Linked DNA regions of Homo sapiens: region 2 is linked to region 1. The links are chromatin loops, found by intact Hi-C in ENCODE. Cell type or tissue: OCI-LY7. All regions are shown on one strand. Links, peaks and the distances in the headings refer to the core of each region. The heading gives the core; the rest is flanking DNA. Region 1 overlaps LINC01942 (long intergenic non-protein coding RNA 1942). Region 2 has its middle 8.9 kb from the start of BOD1.

Region 1 (5,520 bases), core at 325-5,324:
GTCTCATCTTCCCTCTGATATTGGTAACCTCTCAGCCCGCTGTGTGCTCACCAACACACACATCTGCCTGCGCATGTTCAATTTCTGTCTATTGAGGTTGTGACGTGGGCCTGAGAGGTGTCAGGGATGTGAGTGTGTGAAGGGTGAGGGCTGGGGGTCTCCACACCAGCCTCCAGGGCCCCAGGGCAGAGTGTGCTCAGCTGGACTGAGAAGGGGCAGGAGCTGGATGGGGCCACTGTCCATCCCTAAGACCGGGCTCCTCTCTCAGCAGGGTCGCCTCTGCCATCCCTCTGGGCCTATGCAGGTTTGGCTGCGTCAGGTGACCAGGTGTGTGGTGGGGGGGAGGATGTGGAAGAACAGAGCAACTCCAAACTCCTTTGCCATCACTAAAGGGCCCTTCCTGCCTTTAGTTTTAGACCGTTGTATTCAATGTGAAGGTTGTTGCTTATAACAGGATAACGGTCATTTAAAATGTTAAAAGTAAGCATATTACCATTTGTTGAGAGTTTGCTACATGTAGGAAGCAAGAATGAGCAAGTGGTAAGAGTCAACACTGTCTTTCCATCCTCATAACATGCCAGGGAGGACGGTAAAATTATGCCCATTATCCTGATGAGGAAAACTGAGGCCCGCAACTCACATTACTTTCTTCAGATAATTGCACAGCTAGGAAATGGCAGGGCTGTGATTTTTACCTGTGCTATTAAACATTTGCCAACTCTGCTGCAAAAGGGAGACTGCTTTTTCATCTGGCCTTGACTCTTCAGCCAGCCACCTTCCTGCCTATGCCTCCCAGCTTTGGAGAAATTATAGGTGTAGCCTGTGCTTTGGGTTTTGTGCAAGGGCTCGCAAAAGTATGCTTGCTGGTCTCACACCCTGAATCATAGTTTAGCATTTAAAGTTGGAAACAATCTCTGTGGTCATCTAAATTTAATCTTTTTGCTGGCAGTTAGGGAAACTAAAGCTCAGGAAGGAAAAGTTCTGGACTGGGGCTTGAACCCTGGTCTCTAGACTTTGCATCCAGTTCTTCATCTATTAGAAGCCTCCTAGGTTCATTCATTCATTCAATTATTCACTCATTCATTTGTTCAGTCCCTTGAGCAGCATTTCAGTGAGTTTGCCTATATCATTTCACTTGATTCTCAAAAAATAAAAACTCATGAGATCAGTTACATTGTAGCTGATGAGACAAAGATGCAGATGAGGAGACTGAGTTTCAGAGAGGTGAAGCAAGTGGTCCAAGATCCCAGCAGGCAAGTAGCAGAGGTAGAATTTGAAGCCAGGTCTTTGGAGAAAAGGGAGGCAGCTGGGGAGTCGGATGAGGCAACCAGTTGGAGCTGGGTAGTCAGGGCAGCCTTGGCCTTTGGTGAGCTTCGCCTCCATTTTGGGAGTGAGGGGTGAAGGAAGTCACAGGGCTAGAGTTGCAGGTAGGGGTTGAGCTGGGCTGGTGGGTGAAGGGAGGCCATGGAAACAGATATCCCTGATGTAGGACCATGAGAGGGTCGCGGGATGGCCTTCCTGAGATGCCTCCAGGCAAGAATCTGAGGAGACCACACTGAGCACTGCCATCTATGGAACCATACCAGGGCCCCATGGCTGGGCTCAGCACCTCCTAGGAGTGGCACCAGGTCTGCATTCATTGGGTAGGACTAGGGAGGGGCTCAGAGAGGAGGACAGGTGCAGTGACCTGGTGGTTCACATCCAGTCACTCCTACCTATTCCGAAGTGTTGAATTCACAGCATCGAAGGGCTTATAGCTTATCCAGATTATTGGGACCAGCATTTCCCAAAGTGTGTGTGTAGGGGGGGCAATAGATGGGGGTGATTACTTGGGGTCTGCGAGGACAGGGAGATGGTGCATAAGCCTGGTTCTAAATAACATGTTAAGCAGTGAGGATTGCAGTCCCTCTTCAGTTCTCCTTCAAGCCTGTGATCACGCAGGGAGAAGGGTCTCACCTGGGTGCTGGCGTTTCTTTAACACGTCCCCTAACACTTGCCAGTCTCCTTTCACCCACCCTCCAAGTGTTTAGGAAGGACCAGCCTCTAACTAAAGCCTGTAACCTTCCTCATTCAGTTTTCATTTTACTTCTACTGTTACCTTCTATCAGTGGCAAATGGTCCCAGCTCATTAATGACAGTAACATTATAAAGACCTCCTTTAGGTTAGTGATTTAGGTTTTAAGAGGTTGCTGTTTGGGAGACAAGTATTAAGTCATGAATGCTGCAGGCTTCCTAGGCTGTGGCAATGTTGTGGAATAGAAGGAAAGTCAGTGCAGGTGGGAGGCATTGAGCCTGCTGGCCCTCCACTCTGCAAATGGAGTGTAGAGACAGGGCGGGGTTTGCCCCGAAACGTGCAGGAAGCCAGTCCTCCAGGCTGCCAGCGGACACCTCCCCTACTACCTTTTTCTTCCTGAGGACCTGCAATGCCTCCCTCTGCACCCTCTGTCATTTACACACCTGGAAATGTGTCCTCTTTATCCCAGCCTCTTCAGACATTGCTGCAAGTTCTGATCTTGCCTCATACTTGAGAAGCCCTCAGTCTTTCGGCAGATGGCCTGCTGGCGTGTAAGCAGGAAGGTAAACGCCCCCAGTTTCCATCCCTCACAGCAGGCACCTGTCTGCCCTCTCACGGGACTCCCACTTCCTGGCCAGGCTGCTATGGAAATTCCACTCAGTGTCCAGAACTCACCTGTAGCCTCACTTTCTCTAGTACCATTTCCTGGGGCCCCAGGGTGAAGGCACCCCCGCTTTGCTCTCAGCCCCCTGCGACTCCCACAGCACTTCCCACAGGATAGCGTGACTATCTGGTTATGGGTCCATCACCCCATTTTATTGTGCACACCTTGAGGCAAGTACAGGGCCTTCCTTAATTTGACATTCCCAGGACCTGGGCCTGACCCGTGGAAGGTCCATGGTGAAGACTGTTGAACAGTAATAATAGTTGTAACAATTGCCATTCACTGAATACTCCTTGCATTAGACACTGCGTGATGGACTTTATTTATATTATTTTATTGAATCCTCATAGCAGCCTCAATAATTAAGATCAAACACTATCCCCATTTTTATGAATGAGGACACTGAGCTCAGAGATGTTTAGTATCTTGCTCAAGGACACTCAGTAAAATACAGAACTGAGGCTTGAAACAAAGCAGCTCTGGAGCCAGTGTTCTCAGGAAGCTAGGGGAGGTGCATGGGGCGGCCACACACACACACACACACACACACACACACACACACACGCGCGTGCGCGCGTGCTCATACACCCATACTGAGACTGGAGTGATGAATGCACAGGTGTCTTCCCTGCCTCTCCTCCCCCTCTGTTTGCTGTTTGCTCCCACAGCCTCTGTACCTTCCGGGCCCCTGGCTGTGGCTGCCTGTGGGTGCTGCCGCCCTCGCCCTGCAGGCTGGCCTGGCTGCCCACCGGGAGCCCATTAGTCAAGTCATCCTAGGCAGAATTATGCCTTCACCGAAATGATATCCAGGCCCAGCGGCTGGGCTTGTGTGCAAATTTGTGCTGATTTGATTAGTTTGTTTAGTCATCGCTGCTGATGAGAGCGGGCCACGGCCACCAAATGACATTCTGCTGCCTGCAACTCTGTAATCGCTTTTGGAAGGGATATTATGTTAATATCTCACACGAGAGTCTCCGATCATGCAGGACGATGGGCGGCCAGGCCTGGGCCATATGGTGCATCCGAGGCCCTCCTTTGTAATCCTGGGTAATTGAAATCCTCTGCCTTATTCAAACTTGGAAAGCCCACCATATGATGGGTAGCAGAGGGCCCTTTGGCAATTTACTTGCCAGTCCTTTTGGGGACTTTCTTTGGGGTATGATGGCAGTATGAGCGGAGATTTATGCCAGAGAAACTTGACCATTTTTAGAAACAAAAATCTCTGGCGCTGGGCGCTGTCGCTCATGCCTGTAATCCCAGTACTTTGGGAGGCCGAGGCAGGCGGATCACGAAGTCAGGAGTCGAGACCATCCTGGCTAACACGGTGAAACCACGTCTCTACTAAAAATACAAACAAAATTAGCGGGGCGTAGTGGCGGGTGCCTGTAGTCCCAGCTACTCGGGAGGCTGAGGCAGGAGAATGGCGTGAACCTGGAAGGCGGAGCTTGCAGTGAGCCGAGATTGCTCCACTGCACTCCAGCCTGGGTGACAGAGCAAGACCTTGTCTCAAAAAAAAAAAAAAAAAAAAAAAGAAACAAAAACCTCTGGCACCTGATGGTTTAAGAAGAAAACAATAACCACAACAGCAATAATAGTAACTTCTAGTTAGCAAGCAGTTCTAATGTTCCAGGCGCCCAGATCAGGGCTTTACATAAGCTGAGGTGCTTTAGGGCAATCTGTCAGTCAAGTATTACTCCCATTTGGAGGATGAGAAAGCTGAGCCTCAGAGAGACCAACCAGCTTGCCTGAGGCCACTGGCGAAAAGTGGAGATAACAGGACTTCTCCCTTGTTTGTCTGACCACAAGCCTTGCTATAGTCAGACTCAGCTTGCAGGGTTTTTGAGAATATCAACAACCCCCAGACAGCTACCACTTAATGCAGTGCTTGGCAAGCTTCAGCAAGTGTCAGAAATCCCTGGTGGTCTCATTAAGGCATAAATTGCTGGGTCCCACCCCCAGAGTTACTGATTCAGCAGGTCTGAGGTGGGACCCAGGAATTTGCATTTCTAACAAGTTCCCAAGTGATGCTGGTGCTGCTGGTCCCGGGATCACACTTTGAAGACCACCAGCCTAGCCGATCCTTACTGTAAGTCCAGTACTGCCCAAATAGGAGAGGTAGGTATCCTCACTTTCATCTTTTTTTTTTTTTTTTGACAGAGTCTCGCTCTGTCGCCCATGCTGGAGTGCAGTGGCGCGATCCTGGCTCACTGCAAGCTCTGCCTCCCAGGTTCACGCCATTCTCCTGCTTCAGCCTCCCGAGTAGCTGGGACTACAGGCACCTGCCACCACGCCTGGCTAATTTTTTTGTATTTTTAGTAGAGACGGGGTTTCACCGTGTTAGCCAGGATGGTCTCGATCTCCTGACCTCGTGATCCGCCCGCCTCGGCCTCCCGAAGTGTTGGGATTACAGGCGTGAGCCACCGCGCCCGGCCTTTCACTTTCATTTTTCTGATGAGGAAATGGAAGCTTGGATAGGTGAATTTGCTTTCCTAGTGTCTTTTACCTAGGACATAGGATGTGAAAGGAGGTGACTGTGTCCACAGCCAGAAAGTTTGTAAAACTAGAACTCAGCCCAGGTTTCCTGATTTACCATCCAAAGAGGTGGCCTCGGGGAGGTGGTGTTACATTTTAATTTTGCCTCTGCCAGAAAACTGGAGGGTGTGTCAATGCTCGTTCCTAACGGCTTGCCTCATGGTCCCGGGAGGTCGCTCACATTCTCCTGCAGGACTTGGTGTGGCCGGCATGGCTTGGGCCATGGTGGGCTCCTGTTGTGTGGACTTGCAGGGCAGGCCAGGTCTCGCTGTGAAGCTACCCTGTGCTTGCAGGCAAGGACACCAAGCTG
Region 2 (5,153 bases), core at 154-5,153, 73 kb before region 1:
TGCTACTTCTAAGATAATGAAGAATATATATATATATATATATATATATATATTTTTTTTTTTTTTTTTTTTTTTTTTTTTTTTGAGATGGAGTCTCACTCTGTCGCCCAGGCTGGAGTGCAGTGGCACAATCTCGGCTCACTGCAACCTCCACCTCCCGGGTTCAAATGATTCTCCTGCTTCAGCCTCCTGAGTAGCTGGGACTACAGGCACACACCACCACACCTGGCTAATTTTTGTATTTTTAGTAGAGACAAGGTTTCACTATATTGGCCAGGATGGTCTTGATCTCCTGACCTCGTGGTCCACCTGCCTCACCCTCCCAAAGTACTAGGATTACAGACGTGAGCCACCGCACCCAGCCAATATGTATTATGTGTATACATTCACGTGTGCTGCACGCCCTGGGGCATAATGATGGGACAAAGTTTAAAGCTGCGGACAAATGTCTCCTTTGCTCCTGCCAATATTTATCTGCAATTGCATGTTTAGCGTTATTTGGAGAGAATATCTAAATCTGAGGACTCTGGACCGTGAGGCCCAGGGGAATAGCTCTCCTGCCATCCAATCTCATCCAAGGACTTCCCACATCCTGTGCCAAGAGAGCACAGGGAAGCCTAGCTCTGGGTGTCTGGGTGTGGCTCAGGTGTGGCTGGGTGTGGCTTAGGTACCACCTCTCTGTGGCCAGGCTGTGTCAGAGGCAAGCAGAAGTATCTGAGCTGATGCTCGTGGGAATCCCTTTCATTTCCGAGGGTTGAGCAGGCCCCAGCATGTGCTGGATGTTTCTGAAAATGCAGCTGAAATCCTAGAGATTCAGGGGATGGGGAGAGGAGAACAGCAGATGGTGCCAGCCAGGGGAAGGGAAGTAATATTTATTACGCACCTTCTACATACCTGGTCCTTACCCTCCTTACTCCCATCACCTCTAGTTGAGACAAAAGCTCTGCAAGGCAAACAGATGTTATTCCCATTTTACAGATGAGAAGACTAAGGGGCAGAGAAGGGACATCAGTTGCCTGGTGTTGAAGCCAGGGTTCAAACAAGACTGCCTGATACCTAAAGCCTGGGTTCCTCCTGCTATAACATATCAGGAGAATTGTGGCCTTCAGAGATAGGTCTGGGGTAGAATCCTGGCCCCACCACCAGGAGAGGTTCTCTCTCTTCTTGGAGCCTCTTTCCTTGTGTGTGACATGAGGACAATAATAGAACCTACATCACAGGGATGCTGTGAGAATTATATGAGACAATGCCTGGTAAGGGCCAGGCTCTAGACCATGCTCCCATGATGATTCTAGAAAGAAAAGGGACTCAGCTGTGGTGATTTGCTGTAGAGGGGAGGGGCCATGCCGGGGTGAGGAGGGACATGCGTATAGATTTTATGACTCCTGAGTTCAGAAAGCTTTCTCAGGGCACAGGTGGCTGTTGTTGAATGCAGCCAGCCTTCCCAGGGGCCAGGGCGAAGTCCCACAGAGATGTGTAATAGCTGAGTGGGCAGCATGGGAGGCATCTGATGTCGTGTCTGTCTCAGCATCAGGGTAGTGACGTCTCTACAGGATCTCCAGTGGTGTGATGTGGGTGTGGATCCTATCCCTGTAGTCTCTCAGCCTGAATCTCTGGCCTTCCCAGAGATCTTGAGAGTCACTCATATTCTATCCTGCATACCTTTGCTGCTTAAAGTTGCCAGAATTCATTTCTGTTACAACTAAGAACCTTTCCCGGGTAAGTAGGTGGAGGAAGGAGTGGCTCAGGGCCCCAGGAAGAAGGAAGAGTTTGAGCAAAAGCTCAGAGGCTTGAAGGGTATCAGTATATTCTGAAAAGGTGGGGCTGGTCCCATGAGCTGCGTGGAGGTTGCAGAGCATGTGTTTGAGATAGGGTGATGAAGTAGCCTGGGACCTCAAATGCTGCAATTTCAGAGATTGAATTTGACCTTGGAGTAAAGACAATGCTTTTCAATAGGGCAGGAGCAGCATAGTATACAAAATTTACGAAGATTCTTCTGGGACAGCACGGAAGTGTGAGTGGATGGGGTGACACTGGAGGCAGGGAGACCAGAGAGGGGGCTGCAGGGATCATCTCATGGGGCGGGTGTTGGCTAGGGCATCACTGCTCCTTGAGATCTGGCTCAGCCTGCTCACTGCCTCCCAACCTACCTCTCCCCATGGCCATCCTAGGTCCTGCAGAAGGCCAATCCTGACCCCCTCCATGATTTCTTCAAATTCTTCACCTCTGCATTGAAGTCCTGCCTCTACTGTATTCTTTTAAATTTAGGGGCTTTTATACGAATCTCAGCACCTGGATTATTTGGTACTGATTGACTTTCTGAAGGTATCAGAGGAGGGACTGATGTTTCAGCCACATTAAAAACAAATAAACAAGTGGCAAATTGTACTTTCAACCTTGTTCTTAGAGGACATTCCATGTCCCAAGGGACCCATAGTCAGCCTCCCACCCACTCACTATCCAGCTCACAGTGCCTCGCTTCCCCCGGATCTTCTTGGGGACACACCCTGGCCTGTCATCTCTCTGCAACCAAAACAAAGTGTGGGCCCAAGAAGCCTGTGGATATTCTAGGCATCCTGGCTCCTGCTGCCTGTCAGACAGTTACAAGAAGAGGATTTATTTCCAGAGGGAGCCTGGGGCTACAGTGAAGCACCCATCTTCCTTAGGAGACAGTGGCTCAGGAGCCTGTAGGCAGGAAAAAGGCTGCCTGCCTGAGCTCCAAGAGGCTGGGCTTGGCTCCCAGCTCCCCTTACTCTGGGCCCTCCAGTGCTTCATTCGTGGGCTGTGCTTCCAACATCTGCTGCTGCCACTTGCAGTTTGAGCAGAGTGTCTTCTGGGGCCACACCCAGAAGTAAGGGTTTCCTCTAGCCCCTAGGTGCTGCTAGATACATGTACAGTTCTCAGGGGCTCAACCAGGAATGAAACTCTGCTCTCCTACCTCCATTTCAGTGCTCTGTCTTCTGTTCCCTTTCCAGGTGGGCTTTGATTGGCAGGCCCCATTCAGTGGACCCTGGGCATTGTCAACACTACTTGCCAGATTTCCCCAGCTCTCTGCCCTCCAGATCTGAGGCAAGACGGCACTTGCTGGCCCCAAGGCAGGGCCATGTGACTAGGTCTGGCCAGTGAGCCATGCGTGGAAGTGACATATGTCACTTCTGGTTGGGAGCCTGTAATTGCTGCTCTAATCACCCCTTCCCAATGCCATGGTGACTGTGGGAAATATTTGAGATCAGGCGGCTCCAGCAGCCTGAGGTCTGAGTTAAGAAAGTCCTGGAATGGAGCCCCTTGCTGGACATGTAAGCGTGACCCAGAAATAACCCTTGGTTGTTTTTAAGCCCCTCAGATTTAAGATGTTTTTGTTACTACAGCATTACTGAGCCTAACCTGATTGATACGTGCACATTTGCCTGAGATTTGGTTACCTGGCATCTCAACTCTCAATGCCCTTCCTATTTGGGGGGAACTCTGTACCCCCTGAGGCTTGTTAGGTGGCAGAGCCTTCCTATGGGTAGAGAAAATACCAGATACCCACTTTCCCAGCCTCCTTTGCAGCTCTGTGCACAGCCATGGCCAGAAGGGACAGTGCTCCAGCTGCAATGACAGGGGCCCTGTGTTTGTAGCAGCTGCAGCAATGATGTCACTGGACTGGTTCTGGAGCAAGAGTTTTGTTTGTGATTCTGGCTGCGAGACCGCCCTTTTTCTTACCTATTTCCTGAGCCTAGTTCTTCAGTCTTCCTGTCAATTCCGTGAGCTACCTAGAATCTTTCAATGAATTCCCTTTCAGCTTAAATCACCCAGAATACATTTATGTTGCTTGCAACTAAGAGCCTTGGAGCAGTACTGCCAGTTAGAGGTCAATGTGAAGCTGGAAGGGAGGGCAGAAACTGGCAAGATGCACCTGCCTTCCCTTGCTTTTCTCAAACTTGCTTCTCCAGGGGCAGGCCTTGTATATCTTAGCCCAGTGCAAGCAAGGGTCTTCTGGTCAGACTTGGTCACCTTTTGGGCATGTGAGCCTCACTTCCCTTATCTGTAGAATAGAGTGACTAAAAGACCTTATTTTTAGGGTGGATATGAGGAAGGCATTTGAAAGAGAATGTATTTGAGAGAGTTCCAGGAATGATAAAACAAGACCCCCAGTACAAGTTTACCATGTTATTATTGTCAAGTGTTAGCTTGCATGAGTATATCCAGCTGTGGAATCGCAGTTGGCATAACAAGGTAAAGTGGCATCTTGAGACCCTTCCTAATGTCACTCTGTCACTCAGCTCTTTGGAGGTTACAGTTCATTCCTCTTCATTCAGACCCATGTGAGGTTCTGCCCAAGAGACCTAAAAACCCCAGCCTTTAGATACGAAGAAATTCCTTGTGAACTTGGTAAAAACAGAGAAGCATAGAGGTGGGAAAGAATATTAGGGACCGTTTTATTCAACATTCAACTTGCAGAGTTCAGAGACAGGGAGCCACTAACCCACGGCCACACAGCAACTCTGTAGCTGAGCTTGGGGGTTGGAATGTGGAACTTTTGAACCTGATATTGGGGTTGTAATCTGGAGGTAGGGTTGTTTTATAATCCAAGTCTGCAGAAATATACTGGAAATAGGACGATTCTCTCTCAAATTAACAGCCCTATTTCATAACAACTGATGACCAACTGATGCTCGTTCCGTCCTACAGAAAGATCCCGAGAGGGCCCCTTCTCCTTTTCTTTCTCCGCTGTCTAAAATGCTTTATTGAGGAAGGGTGAAAAATTGCTGAATTGATCTTTTTAAATGAACGCGGATCTGAACCAAAGAAATTCGGAAGAAGAGAACTTTCTCATCCAAGTGGCTGCCAACACCTCACCCCCAGCTGAAGCGCTCCCTTGTTCTCTCCTGCTCTGCCCCAGATTCATGGGCCGCTCTCTGAATCGTTGGCAATTTTCTCTGTACTGTCCTGACAACCTCCAGCCATGAAATTAAAAAGCTAGTTACCGAATCTTGCTCCTAACGGCTTTGTCCTTGCCAGCAATTCGACAGAGAAATCTGGAAGAGAGAGAGCCTCCACTTCGCCTGCAGTGGGTTGAAATGCTGCTGGAATGACAATGGGATTCGCAGTGGGAGGAGGAGAGAATGCGCAGTTTGCCAGGAATGAATGAATGAAAGGGAGAGAGAAAG

What was found. Peaks named below come from ENCODE experiments on the same cell type or tissue, not always from the same donor. Only the 100,000 strongest peaks of a DNase experiment are listed, where the experiment ranks them.
Region 2: it touches region 1 in a loop (5-fold over the local background); 5 of 110 quality-filtered maps call a loop at or near these places.

The regions. Positions count from the first base shown.
Region 1 is chr5:173,695,777-173,701,296 of GRCh38, forward strand. The region is part of intron 1 of LINC01942 (long intergenic non-protein coding RNA 1942); the gene reads left to right. Among named protein-coding and RNA genes, the nearest start is that of LINC01942, 9.1 kb to the left of the region's middle. In OCI-LY7, for the core only: no CTCF peak of the experiment used is centred there; DNase peaks (open chromatin) are centred at 2,585, 3,235, 4,365 and 4,553; H3K4me3 peaks cover 2,986 bases; H3K27ac peaks cover 3,591 bases.
Region 2 is chr5:173,623,012-173,628,164 of GRCh38, forward strand. No RefSeq gene overlaps it. Among named protein-coding and RNA genes, the nearest start is that of BOD1, 8.9 kb to the left of the region's middle. In OCI-LY7, for the core only: CTCF peaks have their summits at 2,880 and 3,091; a DNase peak (open chromatin) is centred at 2,850.